Linked DNA regions of Homo sapiens: region 2 is linked to region 1. Evidence: read pairs that join two places in POLR2A ChIA-PET (ENCODE). Cell type or tissue: PC-9. All regions are shown on one strand. Links, peaks and the distances in the headings refer to the core of each region. The heading gives the core; the rest is flanking DNA. Region 1 overlaps RAI1 (retinoic acid induced 1). Region 2 has its middle 15 kb from the start of SMCR2.

Region 1 (5,370 bases), core at 288-5,287:
GCCTGGGGCAAATTCATTCACTCTCTGAGCTGATTTTCTTGCCCTACACAGCAACCTTAGAGAAGTGCCTGTACCTATTCGAAGCCCCCAGCACGGCATCAGGCCTCTTTCCCACCTGGTCCTCTTTAGGGCTCAGAGCAGATGAACCACTTCCACCAGGGTGGGTGGGGAGCAAAGAAGAGATGGGTGACCCCCAACTCTCCAGAGGTGGCTGTGTTAGGGTTCCAGTCTTGCAGGTAGTGTTTCTGAGGAAGAGGAACACCACCAGCCCCTGGGACCTAAGGGTTCTCTGGATGACAGAGGAGGAGCTAGGGACCCCTGGCCAGGGTCCTCCCCAAAGGGGGCCTGGACCACCAGCACAGCTTGGGGCAGGCAGGACCCCTAGAGGCTGCACAGCTCCTTTCCCCCTGAGCACAGAGAAGCCCAAGGGTCTCCCAAGGCCCTAGCTGGGCACTAAGCCCAGAGTCCCAGGCACAGGGCTTACCCCATGCGGGTGAACACCCCCTTCAATGGATGCTGATGTCTGATCCCCAGCTATCCCCACTTTGGAAGGGCTCAGCCTGGCCTGTGATTCCCTCAGGGTGGGGCTGCAGCATCTGGAGGCTTCCATCCCCACTCCCAGTGGGGAGAGGGAGCTGCCACGCGGTGAGTCATGTTAGCTCAGCGGCTGTATGTGCTTGGGGGAAGGGCCGAGCACCGCTGCCCTCCATCTGGGCCCAAGGTGACAAGGTCAGCCCCCGTGGCCCACTGGCCAGCTGGACTGGTGCCTGGGACCCACCCCAGGTGGCCTCCGGGTAGTTCCCACTGCTCCAGGACCACTCTCACCACCCCGCACCACCACCAACACAGGGAGACTGAGCCTGCTCAGAGTGGAGTGGTGGCATAAGACCTCAAAATCCCCAAGGAGTGGAGGTAGGGATGGGGTCTGTGGGGCAGCCAGAGGTCAGGGGAAGCAGGCAGGTGCTGGAATGTGTGGTGGGGATGCGGTGTCTGGAGCTGAGACAGAGCAAAGCTTTCTTAGCTCTGGAAGGCAGGAGGGGCCACAGCCTCAGTAAGCAGCAGGCATCCCAGGCCTTACGGCCAAAGGCTCCCTGACCCCTGGCTGCCAGATTCTCTCTCTGTATCCTTATCCCTCCCCATCTCTCCCTGCTCTGCCCTCTTCTTTCTCTCCCTCCTGGTCAGGGCTGCTAAGCAAATGGACTGCAAATGGGATTCTGCGTTTTCATTTGCACCCACCTTCGCTTCCCCAGCTCCTGGGGGCTGGCTTGTCCCATCCTGTCCAGCCATCTCTGTCTTCCCCTCCTTGGAGGGCAGCCATAGCCACACCTCCACCAAGAATAGGCTGTGAGCTTCTAGATGCCAGGGGTCAGGTGAGCTAGTCAGGGCCTTGCAGAGCTTGGCTCCTATCTCCACGGTTTTCAAGAGAGCCTTTACTGGGCACGTGGCTGCCCCAGTGTGTGAGCAATATGCACGGAGGAGGCGGCCTCACTCCCGTTCTTCACTTTGAATTGCCTCTGTCTCCCTTGTCATACAACTTGTCTTCCCCAGGGGTGGAGGAGGCCTTGGGCAGGCTGTTCCCACTGACAGAAATTTCCTGGTTGCCAGGAAAACACACCTCAGAAATAACACTGATGACAGCTGCTGCCCTTCCCCAGGATACTACGGGCAGCGTGCTGGGCTGTCTGGGTAAGGCTGGGGCCCGTGTACTTATAAAAACAGGGAGGACAGCCCATGCTTGCAGCATGAGCCCTTTGAAGGTAATGCAGGCCTGAAAACTCCCACCAAGCCAACCCATTCCCCAGATGGAGAAGACTGACACCCAGAAGGGCCCACAAGTAGACTCTCTGGCCCTCTGCAGCCCATCAGGGTCCAGTGAGTACAGCAGCTTCCTGTGTGGTGCCTGGGTTGCCTGAGCTCAGACACACACAGCTGCAAGCTGGCAGTTGCTACGTTTACCCCAGCACCTCAGAGCCACCTTGAGAAGCTCACGGAGGGGTGGACCCCAGGCTCATTTCAAGCCCATGGCTTCTCCCAGTTTCCTGCTGGTCCCTGGAGTCCTCTGCCCCCGCCTTCACCCGCAGACAGGCCAGGCCCAAGGCCGTGTAGGGCAGCAGGGACCACCCAGGTGGCGGAGGCTCCTCCCAGCCTGACCGCAGCAGCCGGGAAAACAGGCTCCTCAGCTGCACCCTCCTGCCCACCCCACCCCGCCCCGCCAGGCCAGCCGCCTCACCCAGCCCTGAACCAGGAACTGGGCCTGCCGCCAGCCAGCCCGCCCCACTCACACCATAGCCCCTCACCCACCCCAGCCCACCCCTCAGTGCCCGCCAGATGTGGGAGGAGGCAGCAGTCTCCTGGTACTCACTCCCTCATGCTACCTTAGCCTAGATCAACCCCCTCACCTTCCTCTGTCAGGAGTCAGAGGGAGAGGCCCAACCTTCCCATGGCAGCTGCCATACTGGCCTGAGCCATACTCAGGCCATACTGAGTGCTCAGGCCATACTATGCCATACTGGCCCCCTTGACCCTGCCTCCTTGACCAGCAGCCGTCCACCTCATGCCCACCCACCAGCATGTGAAGCCACCTGCCCCCCTGGGATGGCACTGCCTCCCTCCTTCTGGGGCCAGGGTGGGGGGCGCCCCCTCCCCCCACCAGGGGCAGGGTCTCTGTGCCTGCCTTACACTTCTGAGGCTGGATCACTGAGGCTGAAATTTCAATTAAGGAAGAGAAATAATTACTCTGGGGCTCCAGGCCTGCTCAAGTGGTGACAGGCCTCAATATCTGCTTCTCTGGAGTAGGCGGAGGTGGCTGGGGCCCCCCGCCCTGAAATCAGGCTGAGCCCGAGAAGGGCCCTGGACCCTTGCCCATGTTCAGCCTTGTAGCCCCCCTCCATCTGTCTGCTGCAATAAGGCCACCCTCAGGTATCCCCATGGTAGGGGGATATGGGGCGGGGGACTGGAGGAAAGGTACAGGCTTCTGGCAGAGGGGGCTGGGGAGCAAGCCTCAGCTGGCTTGACAAAATTGAATTAAATTAAATTTAACCATTCAGTCACTGCCTATCCCTGTGGTGAGCCTAGAGGCTGCCAGGACCCCACCAGAAGCAGGTAGGGACCCCAAGAGTAAGACTGGGCAGCTCTGGCCTCCCTCTGGTAGTATTCCAGCACAGGCCAGGGTTTTGGGCCAGGGGGTGGCAAAGGCTGCATTCTGGAAAGGTTCCTCAGAAGCCCACTCTGCAGCTCAGCAGGAGTGAGTCTGGGCAAGACCCTCCCTCGGGCCATGTGCAAAACAAGGACCACAGGTGGGGTCTCTGGGCCCCTGAGACCCTCCCCTATTGCCTCCTCAAGTGGCCTTGAAACAGCCAGGCTGAGCTATGACCCCCTCATCTTCAGAAAACTCCTTCCCTAGAAATGTCCCATCCTCAATCCAAAAAATGTCCCTTCTCTGAGAATGACCTGTTTCTTCCCCAGAAATGCTTCATTTTAACCCAGAAATTCCCCAGCTCCAAAATGTTCCATTTCCAGAAATGCTCCATCTTATCTCCAGAAATATTCCCCGTCATCTTCAAATGTAATCCATCTCCAGAAATGCCAGTGGTCTACTGAGGCTCCACCCTAACTCCAAGAATGTTCCACTTCCAGAAATGCCATATCCCATCTCCAGAGATGTTGCATTTCAGCTCCAAAAATACCTCATCTTCAGAAGTGCCCTATTTTATTTCCAGAAATACTCCAGCATCATCTTCAAAAACACACCACTTCCAGAAGTATTCTAGTTTCTCTCTAGAAAGAATCCATTTCCAGAAATGTTCCATCTCTAGCAATGCTCAGAATCCAGAAAAGCCTCATCTTTACTCCTCAAAAATGCCCTCTCCCATCTCCAGAAATGTTCTCATTTCATCTTCAGAAATGCCCCTCCTCCAGAAATGCTTTTCATCTCTTCTCTAGAAACGTCCTCATCCTGTCTCCAGAAACACCATGTCTCATTTCTAAAAACATTCCATTTCTGGAAATGTTCCAGCTCCTATCTGGAAGTGTGCATGCCATCTCCAGAAAGGTCTCTCCATCTGGTCCAGATGCTGCAGAAACACAAAGACCCACTTCCTTCTACATCTCCTACAGAGAAGCTAAGCAGTGACTGGGCCTCCTCCCCGCCTGTTCCTCTGTTCCTTGGGACCTCTCGGCCATCTGCTGGGCCTGCTCTTATCCCAGAGCAAGGACAAAGTCAAGAGCAGTGCTGGCAGGTGCCAAGGTCTCTGGGAGGGAGAGCATGAATGGTCAGAGTTTGGGATGACTGAGAGCCTCCCAGGTCTGACCTGGGGGCAGGGGCCATGAGAGGAGCCTGGGGTGGGAAGGAATGAACCAGGACAGAGGCGGTGGGGGTCTCAGCACAGTTCCCTCCAGACACGTTCTAGCCACAAACACCTCCACTGGCCCAAGTGCACATACTCACAGTTCACAGTCAATACCCACACAGCCCAGAAATGTCCCCCCATCCTCCAGGGCCATGCGCAATGCACACTCACAACATGGATATCCACACTCAACCCTTGAAGCCCCACCCGCACAAGTACACACACCATACACAGATGCACACACATAACACAGATACACAAACAAGTCCACTGTCACACATCACACACCACACACACAATCACAGTCCCCTATATTCCTCAGGCCTTTTGTGGGCCAAGTTCAGGGGACACCTAGGGGCAGAAGCCCTGTCAGTCCCTCCAACCAGGCTGGGTTGGCAAAATAGGGCCACCTCAGAACTGCCGCCAGGAGATACACAGCCCTAGGCACTTTGCGCTTAGAAGGGACCACAAAAGAGAGGAAGGCACAGGTTGGGCATCTGCTTGCACACCTACCCACCTAAGATGGGGCACTCACTACCTCCTGGAGCAGCCCAGGCCACTTCTAAATCACTTCTGAATGAGAGGAAGTGCATCTTTGGGCTGGGCACGGTGGCTCACGCCTGTATTCCCAGCACTTTGGGAGGCTGAGGCAGGTGGATCACTTGAGGTCAGGAGTTTGAGACCAGCCTGACCAACATGGTGAAACCCCGACTCTACTAAAAATACAAAAAAAATCAGCCGGGCGTGGTGGCGCACGCCTGTAGTCCCAGCTACTTGGGTGGCTGAGGCAGGAGAATCACTTGAACCCGGGAGGCGGAGATTGCAGTGAGCCAAGATCGCGCCACTGCACTCCAGCCTGGGTAACAAGAGTGAAACCCCGTCTCAAAAAAAAAAAAAAAAAGGCTGGGCATTGTGGCTCACATCTGTAATCCTAGGACTTTGGGAGGCCGAGGCGGGTGGATCACCTGAGGACAGGAGTTCAAGACCAGCCTGACCAACATGGTGAAACCCCATCTCTACC
Region 2 (5,370 bases), core at 172-5,171, 75 kb after region 1:
GGTCTTGAACTCCTGACCTTGTGATCCGCCTACCTTGGCCTCCCAAAGTGCTGGGATTACAGGCATGAGCCACCGCGCCCGGCCTTTAAAATTGTTATTATTATACTAGTCACTTTCTGGTGTTCAGGAGCGGTGTGTGGCCACCCTGTGGGACCTGGTATAGGAAGTTCTATTGGGCTGTACTGCCAGAAGCGTTCAACCACTGACATGAGTTCTGCCCCTCTGAGTGGGGTGACCTGCCCATTTACAGATGGGGATGCAAGGATCAAGCACAAAATGACTTACCCAAGGTCACTGGCAGCAGTTGGCACCTCCAAGCTCCATGGGCAGTGGCACCCCGGGCCACGGGGTAGAGTGGGTGCTTGCCAATGTTGGCTGCTGAGTGAACGTGCCAGTGCCGTCCTCTGCCTCCTTGGAGGAAAGCTGCCTGTGAAGAACAGTCCTGCCCTCGTTCAGAGGTACGGCCTCCTGATCTCAGCCTGGTAAGGCACTGTGTGGCTCTAGCCCTACCTCAGGTACCACACTTTGCCTCTTTGGGACCCTGTGTCCCCGTCCATGAGATGGAGATTGTGACCACTGCATAGGGCTGCCTGGGATTTCCATGAGTTAATGTCTGTGAAGTGCATAGTACAATCTAACTCAATCATACGACGTTTGAGAGATGATGGGATTTGGCACACAGGAATGAGCACTGCGCCTCCTCAGAGTGACTCCCAGAGGTCAAGTTGGGATTTACTTAGACTGAGACCCGCAACCTTATCATGCTTCTAGCATTCATCTGACAAACATCTATTAAGCTTGCTTTTGGGGGCCACGACCGATGTAAGCCTGCAGCTGTGAGGTCTACCCTAGGCTAGGGAAGGTTATTCTGAGAAGAAAGTGAACCCCAAGGAAGGGGAAATCCAGAAGAAGATTCCTGATGACATCTGACAGCTGGATCCAGCTGTTCCTGAAGCTTTTATATTCCTGTTTTGTTTGCCAATAATTTTTTTTGTCATTTACAACTCAAAGCCAGGCCGTCTGGTCCAACCCCTTGTCCCCTGATACTTGATGCTTCTCCATAGCAGCTATGACAGTCTCTGCTTGGATGCTGCTCATGATGGGGATCTCACTACCTACCAAGGGAGCTCTACAAGGGCAGAACCAACTCTGGTGCAAGTGAGAGCTGATAATCTATTGCTCTTGTCTGGAAATGGTGTGCACAGCTGGGAGCTCCCCTGGATTGGATTCAGGGCAGTGGAAAGAGGACCCTTCATGGTTCAGTAGACCTGAATTCAAATTTCAGGCCTGGTGGTGACTCACTGTGTGACCTGAGTGAGGCAAGGGACTTCCCCTACCTGAACCTCAGTTTCAACATCTGTAAAATGGTCTCCCTGGCCACACTGATTTGGTGAGGACACCACGAGGATTAAGCAAGAAAATGTGTGTGAAGCTCTGGGCGCACGCCAGTGTGTGGCACACAGGGGACACCTGAGGGCCACATCCCTCCTGTGGGTAATGCTAATGGACACTGCACACCCATCTGAGAGGGTCCACTCTGCGTCCATAAGAGGTTGGCACTGGGGAGTCCGCACTGGGCCAGGCTGCTCCTGCTCTGCGGAGCGTCTGCTGCAGCTGTGACTCACAGCCCGACCACACTCACAGCCCAAGACTCGGAGCCGTCTGTTGTTATGGCGACGCAAGCCCACTGGAGTCCTGGGCTGTCAGTCATCAAGGTCTGACGCTGGGGGTGTGTTTTGGCGTGTGGGTGTGGCCTGTGTGTTTGTGTAGGGGGATGGGCGTGTGAATGCTATTCCTGCGTGTTCAAGGCAGTGTGCTGGTGTTTGTGTGTGGACTTCCTGTGTGTGCAAGGCTGGGCATGTCTGCATTGAGGGCGTTTGTCTGTGTGTGGTGTTGAGCTGTGTGTGCGGTCTGGGTGTCTGTGGGCTGTGTGTGTGTGTAATGTGCCTTAGGAACGCTGGCCCTGAGGCAGGGTGGACAGGAGGGTGGCCCAGGGAGGGGTGTAGGCCTGGGTGTCTATCGCTCTGACCTGGTGGCCCTGGGTTGGTCACTGCACCTTTCTCAGCCTGTTTCCCCCTCAATAAGCACAGCAGGTTGCAAAGGGCACTCACACTCGCTATTTCATTTAATCCTCCTGTGATCCTGTACCAGCAGCTGCTCACTCAACTCATATTTAGAGTCCACTCTGTGTCAGGCCCTGGGGATACAGCCATGAACAGAGACTTCCTCCGCTGAGGGTCTCCAGTCTCCAGTCTGGTGGGAGATGGACAATACACAAACAAGCAAACAAAACCAGAGACTCCAGTGGGTGCTGGGAGAAGGAACAGCAGGAGGAGGGCACAGAGAGTGATGGGGTGGAAACTGAGGACAGGGTGGTCAGAGAGGTGACTTATGAGCAGAGGTTCTGAGGAAGGAGGCCAGAGTCATGGGAAGAGCATCGCAAGCATCGCAACAGTAAGTGCAGAGGCCCTGAGGCAGGTGGAGGTTCATGTATCTGTGGCCCAACGAGCAGGCCGCGCACTGCAGCGGTGTGGGTGGGATGGGCAAGGCCACTGCCATTTGCAGTTTGTGGATTCCAAGGCAAGTGCACTGGTGAAAACAGCCCATTGTTCATCCACTGATGAATGGAGAGGCAACATGCGGTATGTCCAGACAAGGAAATAGTATTTGTCAATAAAAAGGAACAAATGGCCAGGCGCGGTGGCTCATGCCTGTAATCCCAGCACTTTGGGAGGCCAAGGCGGGCAGATCACTGAGATCAGGAGTTTGAGACCAGCCTGACCAACATGGAGAAACCCTGTCTCTACTAAAAATACAAAATTAGCCAGGCTTGGTGGTGCATGCCTGTAATCCCAGCTGCTTGGGAGGTTGAGGCAGGAGAATCGCTTAAACGCAGGAAGCGGAGGTTGCAGTGAGCTGAGATCGTGCCATTGCACTCCAGCCTGGGCCACAAGAGTGAAACTCCGTCTCAAAAAAAAGGAACAAGCTACTGGTACGTACAAAAATATCAGTGAATCTTAAGTGGATTATGCTGAGCAAAAGTAGCCAGCCTTGAAAGGCTGTAGGCTGCAGGATTCTATTATGTGACATTCCGGGAGTGACAAAATGATAGGGACAGAAAACTAATCAGCGGTTGCCAGGAACTGGGGATGGGGAAAAGGCTGACCTGACCACAAGGGGGCTTGAGGCAGTTATGTGATTTGACACATTTGTCAAAATCCATAGAATTGTATGCTAAAAATTGATGAGTTTAATTGTATGTAAATTATACGTAAATATACCTGGCCACACACCAACACCCAACATCTCACAAAGCTTGGGGCTGAGTGACCCTCCCACCTCCCGGAGAGCTCGTGAGAGCAGCTCTGGGAAACACACTTTTCTTCAGGTCCTGTCATTTCATTTTCAACTGCCTTGTCCTTAATCTGTCTTTGCCGTGAATATAGTAGTTTATTTTCTTTTTTGTTTATGTTTTTGTTTTTGTTTTGTTTTGAGATGGAGTTTTGCTCTTGTAGCCCAGGCTGGAGTGCAATGGCGCGATCTCAGCTCACTGCAACCTCCGCCTCCTGGGTTCAAATGATTCTCCTGCCTCAGCCTCCTGAGTAGCTGGGATTATAGGCGCATGCCACCACGCCCAGCAAATGTTTGTATTTTTAGTAGAGATAGGGTTTCACCATGTTGGCCAGGCTGGTCTTGAACTCCAGACCTCAGATGATCCACTTGCCTCGGCCTTCCAAAGTGCTGGGATTACAGGCATGAGCCACTGTGCCCAGCTGGTAATTTCTCAGTAAATATTTGATCAACCGATCTGGAAATGCTTCGCATCCAAAACTGAGGGCCCTTGTTCTCAGCTGCTGAGGAAAGACCAGGCAAAAGCGTCAGGGGCTTGACCAGGAGGGGTGTGTGCGTATGCTCGTGTGTGTGTGTGTGTGTGTGTGTGTGCACGTGCGCATGTGTGTGAGGCAGGGCTCAGTGCACACCATGCTGAGTGTTTTTAGCAGAATGTGGTGGTCCATGGAGGGCATGAGCACCCCAGTTCTCCTTCCTGGCACCAGCCAAGGTGAAGTGCGCTTCTTCACGCGCTTCAAGGTCAAGGCTGTCTGTAACTTGCTTTGGCCAATGAAATGTGAGCAGAAATGAGGATGTCACTTCCCGGAAGCAGCTTCCGGAGTTGGTGTGCAATTCTTCACTTTCCTTTCCCTGAGCTGGTGAGACCCCATCAAAACAGAATCTCAGTCAGCCTGGACCCAGACTGGCTGCACCATGTAGTGTCTTCCTGCTCCCTGGTCAGACGTAGCATGAGCAAGAAATCAACTTTTGCTCTTTATGTATGTATGTATTTTTTTTAATAGACTTTCTTTCTTGTTGGAGCAGTTTTAGATTCACAGCCAAACTGAGTGGAAGTTGCAGAGATTTCCCATGTCCTTGCTGCCCCCACATGTGCACAGCTCCCCACCCCCATTGTCAGCACCCCCCGCCAGATGGTACATTTGTTCCAGTCCTGAACCTACATCGACACATCATTATCACTGGAAGTCCGTGGCTTAGGTTAGGGTCCCTCTTGGTGTTGTTCATCTGTAGTTATAATGCCATGGGTCATACTGACTTGTTCCACGGCCTTGCAATTTCTCTGTGCTCTGCCTATTCATCTTCCCCATAAACCCTGACTTTTTTTTTTTTTTTTTTTTTTTTTGAGACAGAGTCTTGCTCTGTCTCCCAGGCTGGAGTGCAGCGGCACAATCTCGGCTCACTGAAACCTCCACCTTCCAGGTTCAAGTAATTCTCCTGCCTCAGCCTCCCGAGTAGCTGGGACTACAGGTATGCACCACCACGCCCGGCTAATTTTTGTATTTTTAGTAGTATGGAGTTTCACCATATTGGTCAGGCTGATCTTGAACTTGTGACCTCGTGATCTGCTCACCTCGGCCTCCCAAAGTTTTGGGATTACAGGCGTGAGCCACTGTGCCCTGGCCACAAACCCTGACCTTTTTACTGTCTCCATAGTTTTGCCTTTTCCAGAATGTAACATATTTAGAATCACACAGTATGTGGCCTTTTCAGATTGGCTTCTTTTACTTAGTAAAATTCATTTAATATTCCTCCATGTCTTTTCGTGGCTTACTAGCTCATTTCTTTTTAGCGCTGAATAATATTTCATTGTCTGGGTGTGCCACGGTTTATTTATCCATCCACCTACTGAAGGACATCTTGGTTGCTTCTAAATTTTGGCAACTATGAAAAAAGCTGCTATAAACATCTGTGTGCTGGGTTTTTTGTGGATATATGTTTTCAACTTATTTGGGTAAATACCAAGAGGCATGACTGTTGGATCACATGGTAAGAATCTGTTTCATTTGTAAGAAAATTGCG

Evidence for each region. ChIA-PET counts read pairs that join two places held together with the same protein. Peaks named below come from ENCODE experiments on the same cell type or tissue, not always from the same donor. Only the 100,000 strongest peaks of a DNase experiment are listed, where the experiment ranks them.
Region 2: POLR2A ChIA-PET joins it to region 1 with 6 read pairs; 3 of 35 experiments call an interaction of 5 or more read pairs at or near these places.

The regions. Positions count from the first base shown.
Region 1 is chr17:17,735,234-17,740,603 of GRCh38, reverse strand. The region is part of intron 2 of RAI1 (retinoic acid induced 1); the gene reads right to left. Among named protein-coding and RNA genes, the nearest start is that of RAI1-AS1, 28 kb to the left of the region's middle. RefSeq lists an enhancer at 6-637. In PC-9, for the core only: no CTCF peak of the experiment used is centred there; a DNase peak (open chromatin) is centred at 2,223; H3K4me3 peaks cover 508 bases; H3K27ac peaks cover 3,737 bases.
Region 2 is chr17:17,659,811-17,665,180 of GRCh38, reverse strand. No RefSeq gene overlaps it. Among named protein-coding and RNA genes, the nearest start is that of SMCR2, 15 kb to the left of the region's middle. RefSeq lists enhancers at 1,359-1,498, 1,989-2,078. In PC-9, for the core only: a CTCF peak has its summit at 3,142 (motif pointing right); no DNase peak of the experiment used is centred there.